Regions from separate parts of the Homo sapiens genome. Here region 2 is linked to region 1. A link is an interaction called in ENCODE POLR2A ChIA-PET data of the cell type or tissue named here. Cell type or tissue: A673. All regions are shown on one strand. Links, peaks and the distances in the headings refer to the core of each region. The heading gives the core; the rest is flanking DNA.

Region 1 (8,833 bases), core at 519-8,518:
TATTTTTAGTAGAGCCAGGGTTTCACCGTGTTAGCCAGGATGGTCTTGATCTCCTGACCTCGTAATCCGCACACCTTGGCCTCCCAAAGTGCTGGGATTACAGGCGTGACCCACCACGCCCAGCTCTCTTGCTTATTTTCTATTGATTGGTTTATCTTCTCTTTTAATTTGTAGATTTTTTTAAAATAAATCTTGAATGCCAGTCCCTTGTTAATTACATGTAGTTTATATCTTCTCCTAGGCTACATGTTACTTTTTTAAAAAATGGTGTCTTTTTGCCTGTAATCCCAGCACTTTGGGAGGCCAAGACGGGCAGATCACCTGAGGTTGGGAGTTCGAGACCAGCCTGACCAACATGGAGAAACCCCGTCTTTACTAAAATACAAAATTAGCTGGGCATGGTGGCACATGCCTGTAATCCCAGCTACTCAGGAGGCTGAGGCAGAAGAATTGCTTGAACCTGGGAGGCAGAGGTTGCCGTAAGCTGAGATCACGCCATTATACTCCAGCCTGGGCAACAAGAGTGAAATTCTGTCTCCAAAAAAAAAAAAAAAAAAAAAGAGTGTCTTTTGATGAGTGGAAGTTTTTTATGTGTTATGTATCTTTTCCTTTAAGGTTTGCATATCTAATTTTAGAAGTCCTTCCCTCATTTGAAATCAATATTCTCCTAAACCTAGAACTTTAAAAGGTTTTTAAAAGTTTTAAGGCTTACATTTGTTTATTGAAGCTATGTGTTTTTATTTGGGTGTGAATTAGGGATTTTTTTTCTTCTTAAACAATGGAAAGCCTCTTTTCCCAGCACCATTTATGGATTAGCCCTTTTTCCCACTGATTTTCAGTGCCACCTCTCTCATGAATACATTTTCCACATTTGTGTGGTCTATTTCTGAGCTCTTTTCTCTTAGACTTGTCTATTTATCTAATCAGTACAGAACTGTTTACTAAGGCTGGGAACCCCAAGGGGCCAAGTCTGGTCTGGGTGACTCTTTGTGTAGCCTTCTTCCTAGATAAGAGCCACACTCACTCTCTCTCTCTCTCTTTTTTCTTTTTTGAGACAGTCTTGCTGAGGCTGGAATGCAGTGGTGTGATAATGGCTCACTACAGCCTCAACCTCCTGGACTCAAGTGATCCTCCCACCTCAGCCTCCTGTGCAGCTGGGACCACAGGCATACACCACCATGCCCAGCTAATTTAGAGCCACTCTCCTGATGCTCATTAGCAAGCCAGCCTCTGGCCCCTCCTAGGCTTGGTGATATCACCCCTCACCTGTCGCAGCTCCTGCCTCTCTCTTCCCAAAAACCTCTGCAGCTTTCACTTCCCCAGCATGATCTTAGTTTAGGCTTTCACAAAAGACTGGAAGAGCAGTGGCCTGGAAGCAACATCTGAAATATCAACTTTTTTGTGACCAGAGACACCAAGGGGGATTGGCAAGAGGAAAAGATGGAGTCGGAGGCTCCAGGCTCAGTCCTTGGAGCTCTTCTCTCTGTATCCTCTTTCTAGGTGAAATTCACCCATATGTTGATGACATTCAAATTTACGTCTCCAACCTGGATCTCTCTTTTAAACACCAGACCTACTTGAGATCTCCACTTGGATGTATTATAGGCATTTCAACATGGCCAAAACCAACTCCTGATACTCCCTCCCCACTTGCTCCTGCTGCTGCTCCCATCTCCGTTAACAGTAATTCTAGTTTACTAAATCTCAGATGAATGTTTTGGAGTTATCTTTGACTCCTCTTTTTATTTCACGCCCATATTTAATGCATCAGCAAATCTGGATGGTTCTGCCTGCAAAATATATCCAGAATTCAACCACTGCTCACTACCTCCTTTGCCTCCACCCTGGCCCAAGCCACCACTATCTCTTGCTTGGTTTATTGCAATAGCCCCCTAACGGTTCTTCCTACTTCTTCCCTACCTGCAGTGCTTTCTCAAAATGGTAGATAGAGTGGTCCTGTTAAAATGAAAGCCAGATCATGTCACTCTTCTGTTTAACACCCTCCAACGGCTCCCATCTCTGGTAGAGGAAAATCCCAAGTCTTTACTATGACCTACAAGGGCCTATTGGTAGATTAAAGATAGTCACAAATTATTTGACACTCTTCCCATTGAAAGGTATATTGCTATCTCCCTTTCCATGACTTCTTTGACCAATGAAATATGGCAGAAGTGGCCAGTCGCGGTAGCTCATGTCTGTAATTCCAGCATTTTGGGAGGCCAAGGCAGGTGGATCCCTGAGGTCAGGAGTTCGAGACCAGCCTGGCCAACGTGGTGAAACCCCGTCTCTACTAGAAATATGGCAGAAGTGCCACTGTGTCTGTTTCTGTGTCCAGGCCTTAGAAGACTGGCATTTTCTATTTCCTGTCTCTTGAAACACTTGCTCTTGGAACCTTCAGACACCATGTAAGAAATCCAGCTATTCTAATAGAGACCACATGGAGAGGCCCTGAGACTACATGGAGAGGAAGAGGGGCCTAGCTGAACCCAGCCTTCCAGCTATCTCCCCCAGGCACCAAACATGAGAGTGAAACCACGTGGAATCCTACAGACCAACCCATCTGCCAGTGAACATCAGAGTGACCTTATTTGATGCTAGTAGAGCAGAAAAAAATGCCCAGTTGAATTTTGTCCAAATTCCTGATCCACCAATTGTGAGATACAAAAAGGTGGTTGTTTTAAGCCACAAAACTTGAGATAGTTTCTCATGCAGAAATAGAGAACCAAACCAGCTAATCCGACCTTGCCCCCTTCCATCATCTTCATGACCTCATTTACTGCCTTTTTTTTCCCTCATGCCTCTCTAGTCATCGCTGCTTCCTTGCAGTTCCTCAAATCCTCCAGACCAGCTTCTGCCCAGGACTTTTGCATGTGCTGTTCCCAGTGTACATTCTTCCACCTGCACATAAATAAAGCAGTGTAAACTGTAATTACTGTTTTGAGCCCTACTTTTTTCAGTTTATATAAATCTTTCTGTTGGAATAGTCTACTAAAACATTTTTTTTTGAGACAGTGTCTTGCTCTGTTGCCCAGGCTGGAGTACAGTGACACAATCATGGCTCACTGCAACCTCACCTCCTGAGCTCAAACAATCCTCCCTCTTTAGCCTCCTGAGTAACTGGGACTACAGGGGCGCATCACCACATCCAGTGAATTTTTTAAATTTTTTTGTAGACACAGGGTCTCACTATGTTGCCCAGGCTGGTCTCAAACTTCTGGGCTCAAGCAATCCTCCCACCTTAGCCTCCCAAAGTGCTGGAATTATAGTTGTGAGCCACTGTACGTGGCCTAAAACATTTTTTAGTGGACACAGTGTTCATTTGTGTGGCTATTTGTTTTACCAACATTTAATTATGAAAACTTTCAAATATACAGAAAAATTGAGAGATTTGTACAGTGAAAACACATCTATTTGCCACCTCAAGTCTATAATCAACCTTTTACTATATTTGCTTTATCACATATCTATTCCTCTATCCAACTTGCTCTTTTAAATACATTTCATCCTATTCAACATAGTACTGGAAGTCCTAGCCAGAGTAATCAGTCAAGAGAAAGGGAAAAAAGGCATCCAAATAGGAGGAGAGGAAGTCAAGCTATCTCTCTTTGCAGATGATTTTATACCTAGAAAACCCCATAGTCTCTGCCCAAAAGCTCCTAGATCTATAAACATCTTCAGCAAAGTTTCAGTATACAAAGTCAATGTACAAAAATCAGTAGCATTTCTATACACCAACAACAGTCAAGCTGAGAGCCAAATCATGAATGCAATCCTATTCACAATAACCACAAAAAATACCTATTAATACAGCTAACCAAGGAGGTAAAAAATCTGTCCAACAAGAGTTACAAAACACAGCTGAAAGAAATCAGAGATGACACAAACAAATGGAAAAATATTCCATGCTCATGGACTGGAAGAATCAATAGTGTTAAAATGCTCATACTGCCCAAAGCAATTTGCAGATTCAATGCTATTCCTATCAAACTACCAAGCACATTTTCACAGAATTAGAAAAAAAAATATTCTAAAATTCATATGGAACCAAAAAGAGACCAAATAGCCAACACAATCCTAAGCAAAAAGAACAAAGCTGAAGGCATCATACTACCTGGCTTCTAACTATACCATAAGGTTACAGTAACCAAAATAGCATGGTAACAAAAACAGACACACAGACCAATGGAACAGGCTTAAGAACCCAGAAATAAAGCCACACACCTATAATTGTCTATCTTCAACAAAGTCAACAAAAGCAATGGGGAAAGTACTCCCTAGTTGCTGGGATAACTGGCTAGCCATGATTGAAACTGGATCCCTTCCTTTCACTATATACAAACATCAACTCAAGATGGATTAAAGACTTAAATGTAAAACCTAAAACTATAAAAACTCTAGAAGAAAACATAGGAAATACATTCTGGACATAGGCCCCGGAAAAGATTTTATGAGAAGACACCAAAAACAATTGTAACAACATCAAAAATTGATAAATGGGAACTAATTAAACTAAAGAGCTTCTGTACAGCAAAAGAAACTATCAACAGAGTAAACAGATAACCTAGAGAATGGGAGAAATATTTGCCAACTATACATCCACAAAAGTATAATATCCAGAATCTATAAGGAGCTTAAATCAATAAGCAAAAACAAACAACCCAATTAAAAATGGGCAAAGGACATGAACAGACGCTTCTTAAAAGAAGACATATATGTGGAAAAACCATATGAAAAAATGTTCAACATCATTAATCACTAGAGAAATGCAAATCAAAATAATAATGAAATACCATCTCACATCCATCAGAATGGCTATTAAAAAGTCACTGGGTACAGTGGCTCATGCCTGTAATACCAGCACTTTGGTGGTTGAGGTGGGAGGAGTTCAAGACCAGACTAGGCAACACAGTGAGACCCCATCTCTACAAAACAAAATTTTTTTAAACTTAGCTAGGTGTGGTAGCATGCACCTGTGGTCCCAGCTACTTGGGAGGCTGAGGTGGGAGGATCACTTGAACCTGGGAGGCAGAGGTTGCAGTGAGCTGCAATCATGCCATTGGACTCCAGCCTGGGTGACAGTGAGACCCTATCTCAAAAAAAAAAAAAAAAAAAAGTCAAAAAATAACAGATGCTAATGATGTTGTGGAGAAAAGGAAATATTTATACACTGGTGAGAATGTAAACTAATTCAGCCACTGTGAAAAGCAATTTGGAGATTTCTCAAAGAACTTAAAACAGAGCTACCATTGTAACCAGCAATTTCATTACTGGTCATATACCCAAAGGATATAAGTTGTTCTGCTATAAAGACACATAAATGCATATGTTCATTGCAGCACTATTCACAATATCAAAGACATGGAATCAACCTAAATGCCCATCAACAGTGGGCTGGATAAAGAAAATGTGGTACATATACACCATGGAATACTATGCAGCCATAAAAAGAATGGGATCATGTACTTTGCAGCAACATGGATGGAGCTGGAAGCATTATCCTAAGTGAATATACACAGAAATAGAGAGCTAAATGCCACATATTCTCACTTATAAGTGGGAGATAAACACTGAATACATGTGGACACAAAGAAGAGAACAACAGACACTTGTTGAATAAATAATAAAGTGGTTAAGTTATCTTGAGTGCATACCATGGGGCATATACTGTTCTTTGTGTGTGACATAGATAGATAGATACGTAGATAGATAGATAGATAGATAGATAGATAGATAGATAGATAGATAGATAGAGATAGAGATATACAATGTGCCTTATGTGTATCATGTTACTTCACCAGGTAAACAACCCTATGAGGCAGATAGTGCTACTGCCATTTATATTTTACGAAGGAAGAAATTGGGGCGCAGAAAGGCTAAGTAACTTCTCTCAAGTCAACAGCTAGACAGTTGCGAAATTGGGATTTGAACCCAGGGTGTCTGGCTCCAGAGCTTGTCTTCGCAACACTACACTGCTTCCTACACCGAGGCAGCTCTTCTGTAAAATGTATTAAACATAAGCTTCAGGGACTCTCCCTCGGCCGGGCCCCTTCTAAGTTCCTGGAAGGGGCCCTAGTCATGTGTTCAGAGGTTGTGTGCTTTTTCTAAAATTTGCAAGACCAGTATTTTTGTCCAAACTGGTTCAGACTGCTGTCTGTTTCCACACCAGCTTCCCCTGTTACAATTCTCTTATGCTAGAGGGTGTTGAAACACTACAGCCATTTCTGGTATCAAGCAAAAATTGGGATAATATTTAATTTGGATTTACTGGGTGATGTTTCCTACGGTTGCCATAACAAATTACCACAAACTTGATGGCTTAAAACAATAGAAATTTCTCTCTCACTGTCCAGAATCACAGTGTTGACAGGGTTAGTTCTTTCTGGAAGCTCTAAGGGAAAATCTGTTCCATGCCACTCTCCTAGATCCTGGTGGCTGGCAGCAACCATTGGTATTTCTTGGCTTGTAGATGGATCACTCCAATCCCTGCTTCTGTCTTCACATCACTTTCTCTTCTGTGGCTCTCTTGCCTGTCTCTAAAAAAAATTATTTTTTATTAAAAGAAGATTTTTAAAGACAACTGTCACTAGATTTAGAGCCCACTCTAAATCCAGGATGATCATTATCTCAAGATAATTAAATCTACAAAAATCTTTTACCAAGTTGGGTCACATTTGCAGGTTCTACAGGTTAGGACACAAATGTATCTTTTTGGGAGGCCACGATTCAATCTATATAGTGAGCTCTAGTTGTATATTCTGCAAATGTTCCTATGTGTAGTTAATTATTGCTTGATATACTGGTATGAGAGTGTCTTCTAGGGATATGACCAGTGCCTACTCGCTTTGCCACCTGACCCAGCATCATGAAGCAAAGTAGGATAAGAGGTTGTGTTGCAAAATGGGTATGTCCTACAATGCCCAGCACCAGAAGTGTCTGAGTAAGGAAGGCAAACAAGGTTTGAAATGTGTGGCGCCAGACACTTATCTGTGGAAGGCTCCTTTAATTATTGGGTGTGTAAAATTGTACATGGAGAATTCAGTTCTCATACAAAAAAATGGAACTTCTTACTTGTCAGGAATATAGTCGGTTATGTCTTTAAGTCATACAGCTCATATATGGAAGAAACTTGGTAGCAGTTTCCCAAACTAGATAACAATCTTAAACATTTATGTAACATTATCAATGAGTTTTTGAAACCAAAGCAAATTTTTTAAAGCTATGAATAATAATTTTTTAAAACAAATTTTGATCGCCCATGCTAGAGGAAAGACTGAATTGTATTTTTAGTTTAAGATGCGGATATTATCAAATTGATATCATATGAAGATGTAATCACAGAGTATGAAGCCAAGAAATGTGTTTAAAAAAAAGTGTTACAGATCAGGTACAGTGGCTCATACCTGTAATTTCAATACTTTGGGAGGCCAAGGCAGGAGGATCATATGAGCCCAGGAGTTGAAGTCCAGCCTGAGCAACATAGTGAGGCCCTATCTCTACAAAAAAATTAAAAAATTATCCAGGTATGGTGGTGCACACCTGCAGTCCTAGCTTCTCAGGAGGCTCAGATAGGAGGATTGCATTAGCCCAGAAAGTCGAGGCTGGAGTGATCTGTTATCCCACCACTGCACTCCAGGCTGGGCCAAAGAGCAAGATCCTGTCTCAAAAAAAATGAAAACCCAAAAAGTATTATAGAGGGATAGGCTAAGCAGTTAACCAATCAAAGAGGGTTTTTTTTTTTATGGATTTTGTGGTGTTTGCAATATTTGTGAGCTTTATAGAAGTTATAATTTGACATGATTTCTTTTCTTGTCCTAAATAAATAATCATTTTACTGCCTAATATTATACTCGTAATTTTATAATCTCTTTCTTAAGAAGAGCCCTCCTGAATGTATAACCTTCAGGCCCCACAAAGCCTATTCTTTCACCTTTAAATAACACAGGCCCTACCCTCAAGGAATTCACAGTTAGAGCCTGCACAGATTACAGTAAAAGCATCATTCTGGGTAAGACTTCATTCCTCCAGGAAGTAATGCAGCCCTCCCTGCTTCATGCACCAGCACATCAGATAAACATTCTCCCAAGTCCAGAATAATTATATCTTTCCTTTTTTTTTTAAACAGTATAAAGAACATTTTTGCTTAACCTGTTTGAGGATAAGTTGTCAACATGATGCCTCATTATTCATGAATATTTTAGAATGCATTTCCTACCACAAAGAATGTCTTAGCTCATTCAAGCTGCTATAACAAACTAGCATAAATTGGGTGGCTTATAAATAACAGAAATTTGTTTCTCAAAATTCTGGAGGCTGGGAAGTCCAAGATCAAGGTCCTGGCAGCTTTCTTGTCTGCTAAGGGCCCAATTCCTCACAGACAGCTATCTTTCCATTGTAACCTTACTCACCTCCCAAAGGCCCCACTTTCTAATATCATCATCTTGGGGGTTAGGATTTCAACAAATGAATTTGGGGGCCGGGGGAACATAAACATTCAGTGCATTGCAAGGACTTTTTCCTGCCAACCACAATGTAATTAATGATCAAAACAAGAAACTGACTTTGAAATATTACTGCTAAACAGTCTACACATCTATTCAAATTTCACCAATTGTCCCACTAATGTTATTTTTCAGTTCCTTGAACCAATCCAGGATCCCACATTGCGCTTAGCTGTTAATGTCTCTTCATTGGTGATTTTAACCTTGATCACTTGATGAAGATGGTATGGTATCTGCTAGCTTCTCCACTGTAAAGTCACACTTTTTCCCTTGGCAAGATGCTTTGAAACTAAGTAAAATTACTCATAAAATTTTGAATTATTTATTTTTATCAA
Region 2 (8,833 bases), core at 341-8,340, 52 kb before region 1:
TGACCAAGTGTCTGGCCATACATGAATATGACATTGAGGTTTCTATGGAATCCTAGAATGAGACTATTCACATGCGAAGCTTGCGGGATCACATCTATGTGCCTGGAACTGTGGATGATTCTGTCTCCATCTGACTGAACGTGTCTGTGTGTGCCCTCTCCCTGTCACCCTATGTCACCCCTGTGGCTTTGTGTCTGGGTGTGTGAGTGATGGTGAAAGCTGCCTGCCAGCTCCTGGATGGTGGCCAGTTCTCTAACCCCACTGAGGGGCAGAGGAGAGGGGCTCTGTTTCTAGTGGGATAGAACAATGGGTCTGTGTGGGTGGGACTCCTAACTGGCCCAAACTGGGCTGGTCTCTGTACCCCGTTATCTCTGTCTCCCAGGAGACCAGTCCTGCACAGCCCCAGGGAAGGTGCTCATCTGCTGATTCTGGGCTCCAGACTGGGGGTGGGGGCGGGGGCCAGAGAAGCAGGGGTGGAAAGGAGGGGCTGGTGATGGTGGCAGGGTGAGGGAAGGCACCCTTCCCTGAATTTGCATCTTCAGTACCCAACCCCTGGATGATTTCCCAGTAAAACGAGGGGGGAGGGCTGGGAGGCGACCCGCTCGAGGAGGGGACATTGGCCACCAGCCCCTCTCCGCTGCCCAGCAGTACTGAGCAGTCAGGCTGTTCCTGGGGTGGGGCTCTAGGTGAGAGAGGTGCCACTTCTTTGGGATTCTCAGGGCCTTTGCCTAGGACGGAGATTGGGCAGGAGCTTAGGAGTGGGTTTGAGGGCTTCCTTGCGGGATCTATGTGTCCCCACATGGGATGGGAGTCCGGGTGGGATGTGAGGGCCTCATGGAGGGGACTTAGGCTCAAAGGATTCTCTGTGGGATCTTATGGGTCTGTATGGGATGGGGGTTTCGGTGAAATCAGAGGGCAGGAGATGGTGGCTAGGGATGGGGTGAGGTCCTGAGGATTTCCTTGTGGGACTCAAAGGTCCCAGTGTGAGATGGAGAACTGAATGAGGTCAGGGTGGGGGCCCTGAGGGTGATAAGATCTCTGTGAGATTTTGAGGGCTCTGTGAAGTGTCCACTGGGGTTTCTGGTTTTTGTCTACCTAATTCCCCGCTCCATGCCCCAAGGCCAGGCTGTGGATGTGGAGGGGGTAGGGGTGACTGTGCTGAGCTGGCAAACAAAGCCACCTGGGCACCCATCCTTCAGGAAGCTCTGGGCGCAACTGATCTGGGAAAACAAACAGGAACAGCTGCTAGGGGTGGGGGGGGTGGGCGGCATGGCAGCTGGGGAGAGGAGCAGAGCTGGACCAGCCTGGTAGGGAAAGGAGGAGACCAGTAGGGGGTCCGTGGTACCCAAGGGGGGTTATCGATCCCAGAGTCCTCTCCTGGCACAGTAGGCAGGGCTGCCTCGAAGCCCCTTCCCCTCAGTGGTTCTTCTCTTTGGCGATAACTGTGAGGCCTAAAGTCAGGAGGGGCCTGAGGGCGTTAGGGGAACCCTGAGATGTTTAGAGGTCTTCTGGGCCAGTGACTATGGGTGGCGGTGGTGGGTATGCCCATTTCTGAGAGAGCTGGTCGCAGTTACTAGAACTAGAAGTCATGGGTGAGGGGGTGGGGGGGGTACCTCCATACCATTTCCACGGGGAGGGACAAGGTAGAGAAGGGGAGAGGCTGGCTGCCGCCAAGACCAGAGTTTCACACTGGAGGAGGAGTAGGGGCCCTTCTCACACACGGGGTCCACTCCCCAACTCCAAGCGGGACTCCTAATTCTAACCTGGACCTCGGCTGGACGGCCTCCCCGCTTTTCCTCCTCCCCTAACCCTGGAAAAGGCGCGACGCACCACTCCTGCAGAATGCCGCCGTGGGACCCACGCGTGGAGCCCGACCCTCGAGAGTACGTCCAGCCCCCAGCCCCGCTCGGTGCACAGTGTCCAGTCTCCGACAGACACCCCCACACCCTCTGACCAACACTTGGCGTCCGCGTCAGGGACAGCGCAGACGCACAGCCTGACGCACTAGCCACCCGCGCCCGCGGCCCCTCCCGACCTGGACCTCCCCTTCCACCCCGCCCTCCGCGCCAGCTTTCGGGCCAGCGCGGCCTGCTCCTGCCCTCTGGTGGCCGAATCCAGAATTGTCGGATAGAGATGGGGGAAGGAGGGAAGGCGAGATCTGATTCTTCACCCCTCACCCCTGCCCGGGCTGGTGACACTGAAGGCAAAGACTGGGACACCAAGGGTCCAGAACTGGCTCGTGCCCCACTCTGTGGTTTGTATTCCCTCCTTGAGGTTTGTGTTTGTTCAAACCCCCGCTAGGTAGGGAATCAGGACACTGTTCTGACCTCACCCCCAGTCAAACCTGCCTGAGGTTGTCCCATCTCTGACCCATATCCTCCTCACTCGGACTCTACCGCCATGCCCAGTTCTAGGGCCCTGTACTGTTGGCACCCATCTTCACACACACTGCGAGCTCCAACAGTAACTCCTCACCAGGGAAAAGAGAGCCCAAGGGATCCTCTGTCTGCCCCCAGCTCCTGCTCTCAGCAACCCAGAACTTCAGAGGTGGGAGAGCAAGCTGCCAAGACCCCCCCGCCAACTTCCATTGGAGAATTTTCTCTACACCCCTTTTCCCGTGGACATTTGGCCCACGCCTGACCACCTTGTTCGTTCACTCGTTCAAGAAGTTTTATTGAGTGCCTACTATGCATCCAGCACTGTGCTAGGTTTGAGGATAACAACTGAGAACAAAACACAGTCCCTGCCCCTTCAAATGGAGCTTACACTCTGGTAAGGGAGATGCTGCTACACCCATAAACACAAGATGAAAAAGATAACTTTACAGCGTGATAAATGCTAGAAAGAAAAAGGCTGATGTGATGGATGGAAGGGTGCCTAGAACAGCATCACTGAGGAGGTGACACAGGAGCCAGCCATGCCACGATCTTGTGACCAAGACACTCCAGGTAGCTGGAACAACAAATGCAAAGGCTCTGAGATGGGCTGAGTATGGAACACTGGGAAGAAGGCTTAGAAGGCAGGCTGGTGTGGCAAGGCTTCTGGGAGCTGGGGTGTCCGCAGCTGGCCTGTGAGCACTTTTTGGCACGGGAGCTTCAATGGACAGCGGCGGAGCACAGGCTTTGGCTTCCAAAGGTCTGAGCTCGATTCTTGCTCTGAAACTGGCTAGCCATGTGAGTTTGGACAAGGCCCTGCACCTCTTTGACCCTCCGCTTCCATAACCGTACACACAAACCTAACTCGCTGGACTGTTGTGAGGACCCATAAGGGAAGCATGTGACTCATGGAAGCAACAAAATATTAGCTCCCTTCTCACTCGCCCCTCTCACCTCTGCTGGAATATCCCCACCCGCACCCACCACCATTAAGGAAAACCTACAATTTTGCAAGAAGCCTTTGTGTCTCATTTGCTGTGGTTAGAAAATTCCACTGCAAGTGGTGAGGAAATTTCCTACCTGGAGCTACCCCTTGGGACTCCCAACCTTTTTGGAGCTCCCAACCTTTTCCTCTTCCCCCTCTACCTCCCCTTTTCTCTACACCCCCCACCCCCACCCCCACCGCCGCCTTTTCCCAGCTCACTCTGTCGCCCAGACTGGAGTGCAGTGGCTTGATTTCGGCTCACTGCAACCTCCACCTCCTGGGCTCAAGCAATTCTCCCATCTCAGGCTCCCAGGTAGCTGGGACTACAGGCGCATGCCAACACGCCCGGCTAATTTTTGTTTGTTTTTGCAGAGACGGGGTTTCACCATGTCGCCCAGGCTGGTCTCAAATTCCTGGGTTCAAGAGATCCTCCCACCTGGGCCTCCCAAAGTGCTGGGATCACAGGTGTGAACCACTGCGCCCGGCCCTGGGAGATTTCTTAGCTGTGACCCCTGCACCACATTCCAAAGCCCTCTGGGCCTCCACTTCTTCATCTGCGAAATGCAGGACAATAACAGTATCTTCCTAGCAGGTCAGTGTTAGAATTGATGGAGTTCACGCACCCGAAAGCCTGAGCAGAGAACTCGGCCTGAACTAAGCGCTTCATCCTCAGCTGCTAACTCTCAGGCAGACGTCGAGGCTGGAACCCTTAGAGCCTGGAGCTTTGTGGGAGACCCGCAGCGGCACCGGTTGAGCCGAGCTAAAGCCCAACATTCTTCCTACCTCCCGCGGCGAGCCACTCCCTAGGTGGCTATTATGCCTAAACACTGAGTAAACCGCGCGGCCCTCGGGCGGTCGTTTCCAGCGCCCGGCGCCGCCGCGTGGCGAGTCCTGACCACCGCCTCCTCTCCTTCCCGGGCCCGAGGACACCCCGGGGGCGCGGCGCAGGATCTGGGAACGCACGCTTGGGAGGAAAAGGGCCGCGATGGACCGATCCCCCAGGAAAAAGAGGACTGAGCACATGAAGCGAATCCTTTGGGCAGAGCCCTCTCTACCTCCGCCTTAGCATCGCCCAAAAGAGAGGCCTGGACTAGGGCCGAGGAAGGCTGGCGATTAGACTCTGGGAAGAACTTCCGCTCAGCGAGTCAGCAGCGCGGTCTTAGCCCGAGGCCCAGGGGAGGCCAGGTCCCTTCGTCCCCGAGGGCCGGGACAGGGAGGGCGCGTTCTGCCCCGAGGCCTGGCGTGCCCTGCCTGGCTCAGGCTGGAAAGAAAGAAAGCGCGGAGTCAGCCTGGGCTGCGGCGGGCGCGGGGTGCGCGCCTCAGCACTTTCTGTTGTCTTTCCCGCGGGCTGGGGCCACAGCGGCGGCTGCGGGAGAGGCCTCGGCTCCCCAGCGGAGACCAGAGCCGACCGCAGCCTGCCTGCTGACTCAGCGACCCCACCCCCGAGGGAAAGGGTGCGGACAGGGGGACAAGGCCCAGGTATAAAGCTCGGCCCGCCCGGCCGCGCGCAGCCTCGCAGCCGGTCCATTTCCCTCGCGTGCCGCGCTCACCCACCCGGTGAATGCCCTCTGCTGGGGTGGGGAAGGGAGGGGAGCGCGGGAAGACTGCGAGCCCCTGGCAGCCGGGTCCAGAGCTAGGCCGGGTCCAGCCCCCGGGTTCTTCATCCGCTACCCAGGTTGGGCAGGCTGTGTGTGGCTCGAAACGGGGCTCTTGAGACGCTGAGCGCGTGGTGCCACCCTTCCTGTCCGCAGCGGCATGAGCAGCGCCCCCGCGCCGGGCCCGGCGCCCGCCAGCCTCACGCTCTGGGACGAGGAGGACTTCCAGGGCCGTCGCTGTCGGCTGCTAAGCGACTGTGCGAACGTCTGCGAGCGCGGAGGCCTGCCCAGGGTGCGCTCGGTCAAGGTGGAAAACGGCGTGTGAGTGATTGCCTGGCCGCGGCTGGGCTGGGTTGAGGGGCGCTGGGTTCCACCGGCCTAGGCTCAGAGCCTCAGCCCCCTGTCCTGTGAGCCCTGGAGAGACCTGCCAACATGGGAAACCCCATAGCCTCCCCAAAATTCCCCACCCATCGCAAGATAAATCATGGGAAACTGTGTATTTTTGTGCTAGCTAAAGAGACACAGGCGAGAAGCGACCCCTTGAGGGTCCCTATGGGACCCCACCGTGAAGGGGTTTCTAGTGTACTTACACCCTTCCCAGAGTTTTTCTCTGTGCAAAATTAGAAGGCTCTGCACTTGGCTTAACAAAAGAAACCCAATCCCTTTCCCTGGCCCCACCCTGGTCTCCCAGAGCCCAGCTTTTCCCACCCTGCCGCCCCCTACCCCTGCCCCAGCTGAGGTCCCAGTTTCTGCTGTGATATTCGGGAGGGGTCCTCCAATGTGTCCCCATGCAAAGGCCTAAACCCTTGAGGCAGGAGCACTGGGTCGGGAGATCTTCATAACCAGGAAAACTCTTTCCCAACCTGGGGTCCTTGAGGGGGAAGCCTGGGCGCCTCAAACCCCAGAAAGCAGCAGGTTTTGGACCTTTAGTTCCGAGAGGGGCTGGATTGCCATACAATGGGGGTGTCAGGGGAAGGGTTTGGGGTTGGAGAAAAACATTGTGCTTCTCAGTCTTTTCAATCATGGCCGGCAAGGGGGAGGGCAGAGAGGGTGCGGCTGGGGCAGATACCTCCCAGCTCTTCTCCTTTTCCAGTTGGGTGGCCTTTGAGTACCCCGACTTCCAGGGACAGCAGTTCATTCTGGAGAAGGGAGACTATCCTCGCTGGAGCGCCTGGAGTGGCAGCAGCAGCCACAACAGCAACCAGCTGCTGTCCTTCCGGCCAGTGCTCTGCGCGGTGAGCACAGCCCACTTCTCCTCCCCTGCCTCCTAGCTCCAGGCCCTGGCCTCACCATGGCACCTAGAAAGGCTGTTCAAGCCCTGCATGGGGTGTGTGTAAACAAACTCCGAGATGGGTGGTAGTAGCATTATTTCTCAGAATCAGAAGGGTGTCTCCAAGAAAGTTGGGATTGTGGGCGTAGGCCCGGAGCCCAGAAATCATCACCACGGACAGCGCTGAGGCCATCCCAGTCCTGAGTGCCCAGGGTTCCCCCACATTCCATCGTCCACACGTGTGAGTGAGTGCCTCTGTCGTCACACAGCCATGTGAGGTCGGGTTGACTGCTGTTAGCCCCATACACAGGTGTGGAAATGGGGCTCAAAGGGACAAAGTGGCTTGCCCAGGGTCACTGAAAAGAGTCAGTCTCAGTGTGTTTGTGTGTGTGTTATTGTGTGTGTGAGGGTGTTGTTAATGAATCAAATACACCGAAAGAGAGGACCTCATTTTCCATTTGTGCCGACCTGGTTACTAGTAGGGCTGGGAAGTGGAGAGCAGAGGACCCAGCCCAGGCCAGCCCAATTCTTCTGTTCCAAGAGGCTGAAGAACCCTGCAGTGGGAAGGCCGGAGCCAAGATGCAATCAGTATTGATGCCCTGACATGTCTATTCTGATTCTGCCACCCAGTACCTCTTAGCTGGGCACTAATCTGTGAGAGGCTGTGCGAAGGGGCTGGGCAAGGGCTTGGGTAGTTAGTCAATGAGGACCTCAGGGAACTGTCTTGGTGAATGGGACAGATTTCTCTAAGGACCTCTGATTTTGCTCCTGCAAAATGGGCCCATGTCACAAGATGCTCTCTAGTCCTGACCTGAAAGGGTCTCTGGAAATCCTATCCCCCAATCACCTCCTTATCTCAAAGTCATGGGAGGGGCCAGGTTCGGGGGAACCTCTGAGCGATCCATTTCCCAGACTGCCAGGGAGCTGATGGGGTGAGCTCTGGGAGTGCCTGTGGGTCCTAGACAGCTTCACAGCTTGTGAGGTGCAGTGGGTGGGGGAAGTGAGGCAGAGGATGTATCCGTTAACCCTTTGGAAGCCCTGATCTTTCTGTCCTGATCTTGCTGTGCCTCAGAACCACAATGACAGCCGTGTGACACTGTTTGAGGGGGACAACTTCCAAGGCTGCAAGTTTGACCTCGTTGATGACTACCCATCCCTGCCCTCCATGGGCTGGGCCAGCAAGGATGTGGGTTCCCTCAAAGTCAGCTCCGGAGCGTGAGTCCTGGAACTGGAACCAGGGAGACAGAAGAGCAGGGAGGCAATGGGGACCAAGGAAGAGGGTGGAGAAAAGTGATGTGGGGAGGGCGCTAAGAGAGATATTGGGGACTTGGAGGCAAGGGGAGGGAGATGATGGAGTCAGACTGGAAGGGAGGAAATGAGGAGGTCCTAGGAGAATGGGGGGCAGCGGGCAATATGGGCACAGATGAAGGGCTGGAGAACATGAGGGGGTGGAGGAAATAAGGGGTGGGTATAGAAGACTGGATGAGAACGGTGACAGAAAGACTGGAAGCAGTGGGCAGGGGAGGGAGAGAGCCACGGAGGGAAAGTTGAAGCAATGATTTTGGAACTGGGGGTTGGGAGCTACAAAAGGGGGGCTGCTGGTGGAGAACATAGGGTGGGGGTGGGGGCAGAGCTTACTCCCTGCCTCTGTACCCTCACTGGCCTAGGTGGGTGGCCTACCAGTACCCAGGCTACCGAGGCTACCAGTATGTGTTGGAGCGGGACCGGCACAGCGGAGAGTTCTGTACTTACGGTGAGCTCGGCACACAGGCCCACACTGGGCAGCTGCAGTCCATCCGGAGAGTCCAGCACTAGGCTCCACGGCCCCAGACACCTTCCCTGAGGACACTCAATAAAGGTTCCTGAATCTTCCTGCCCCTCTTGCCTCCTTGGTGTCTTGCTTTGTGATCTCCATCCTCATCTTTCTGAAGGTCCCTCCCTGCCAAGCTGACCCTCCCCACAGGCTCCAGCATCCTTGGCTACGAAGTGTAAGCTGGCTGAGGTTGTGTGTGGGTAGGCTCTGGTGGGTCTGACAGCAAAGTGCTGGTAAGAATCTTAGCAATTCTGGCTGGGCGCAGTGGCTCATTCCTGCAATCCCAGCACTTTGGGAGGCTGAGACACGTGGCTCACAAGGTCAAGAGATTGAAACCATCCTGGTCAACATGGTGAAACCCCGTCTCTACTAAAAATACAAAGATTAGCTGGGTGTGGTGGTGCACACCTGTAATCCCAGCTACTTGGGAGGCTGAGGCAGGAGAATTGCTTGAACTTGGGAGGTGGAGGCTGCAGTGAGCCAAGATCGTGCCAGTGCACTCCAGCCTGGCGACAGAGCAAGACTCCGAAACAAACAAACAAACAAAAACAACAACAACAAAAAAACCTTAGTAATTCTGTTAAATGGCACCAGTCCCAAACCTCTCCTTGGTAAGGTCCACCACTATGGGCCCAGGGTACTGCTAGCTCAGATGGCACCTTTGCCACCTTGTGGGTGGGGTGGACACACCCCAACAACAGGGCTCATAGCTGGATTGCAGCTTCCACACATCTCCTGGCCCAGGTACCATCATGCAGGGCAGAACTTCCTTACCATGCACTGAAGTTCTGGGCT

Evidence for each region. ChIA-PET counts read pairs that join two places held together with the same protein. Peaks named below come from ENCODE experiments on the same cell type or tissue, not always from the same donor. Only the 100,000 strongest peaks of a DNase experiment are listed, where the experiment ranks them.
Region 2: POLR2A ChIA-PET joins it to region 1 with 18 read pairs; 5 of 35 experiments call an interaction of 5 or more read pairs at or near these places.

The regions. Positions count from the first base shown.
Region 1 is chr2:218,937,362-218,946,194 of GRCh38, reverse strand. LOC124907984 (a long non-coding RNA gene) reads right to left here. Exons shown (of 2, transcript XR_007088091.1): 2 at 6,223-6,533. Among named protein-coding and RNA genes, the nearest start is that of LINC01494, 11 kb to the right of the region's middle. In A673, for the core only: no CTCF peak of the experiment used is centred there; no DNase peak of the experiment used is centred there; H3K27me3 peaks cover 948 bases.
Region 2 is chr2:218,989,459-218,998,291 of GRCh38, reverse strand. CRYBA2 (crystallin beta A2) reads left to right here and starts at 4,870. Exons shown (of 4, transcript NM_057093.2): 1 at 4,870-5,276; 2 at 6,049-6,190; 3 at 7,298-7,440; 4 at 7,893-8,102. The coding sequence starts at 5,116. The coding sequence ends at 8,040. RefSeq lists a silencer at 2,011-2,190. In A673, for the core only: CTCF peaks have their summits at 2,103 (motif pointing left) and 4,250; DNase peaks (open chromatin) are centred at 2,081 and 4,191; H3K4me3 peaks cover 696 bases; H3K27me3 peaks cover 4,903 bases.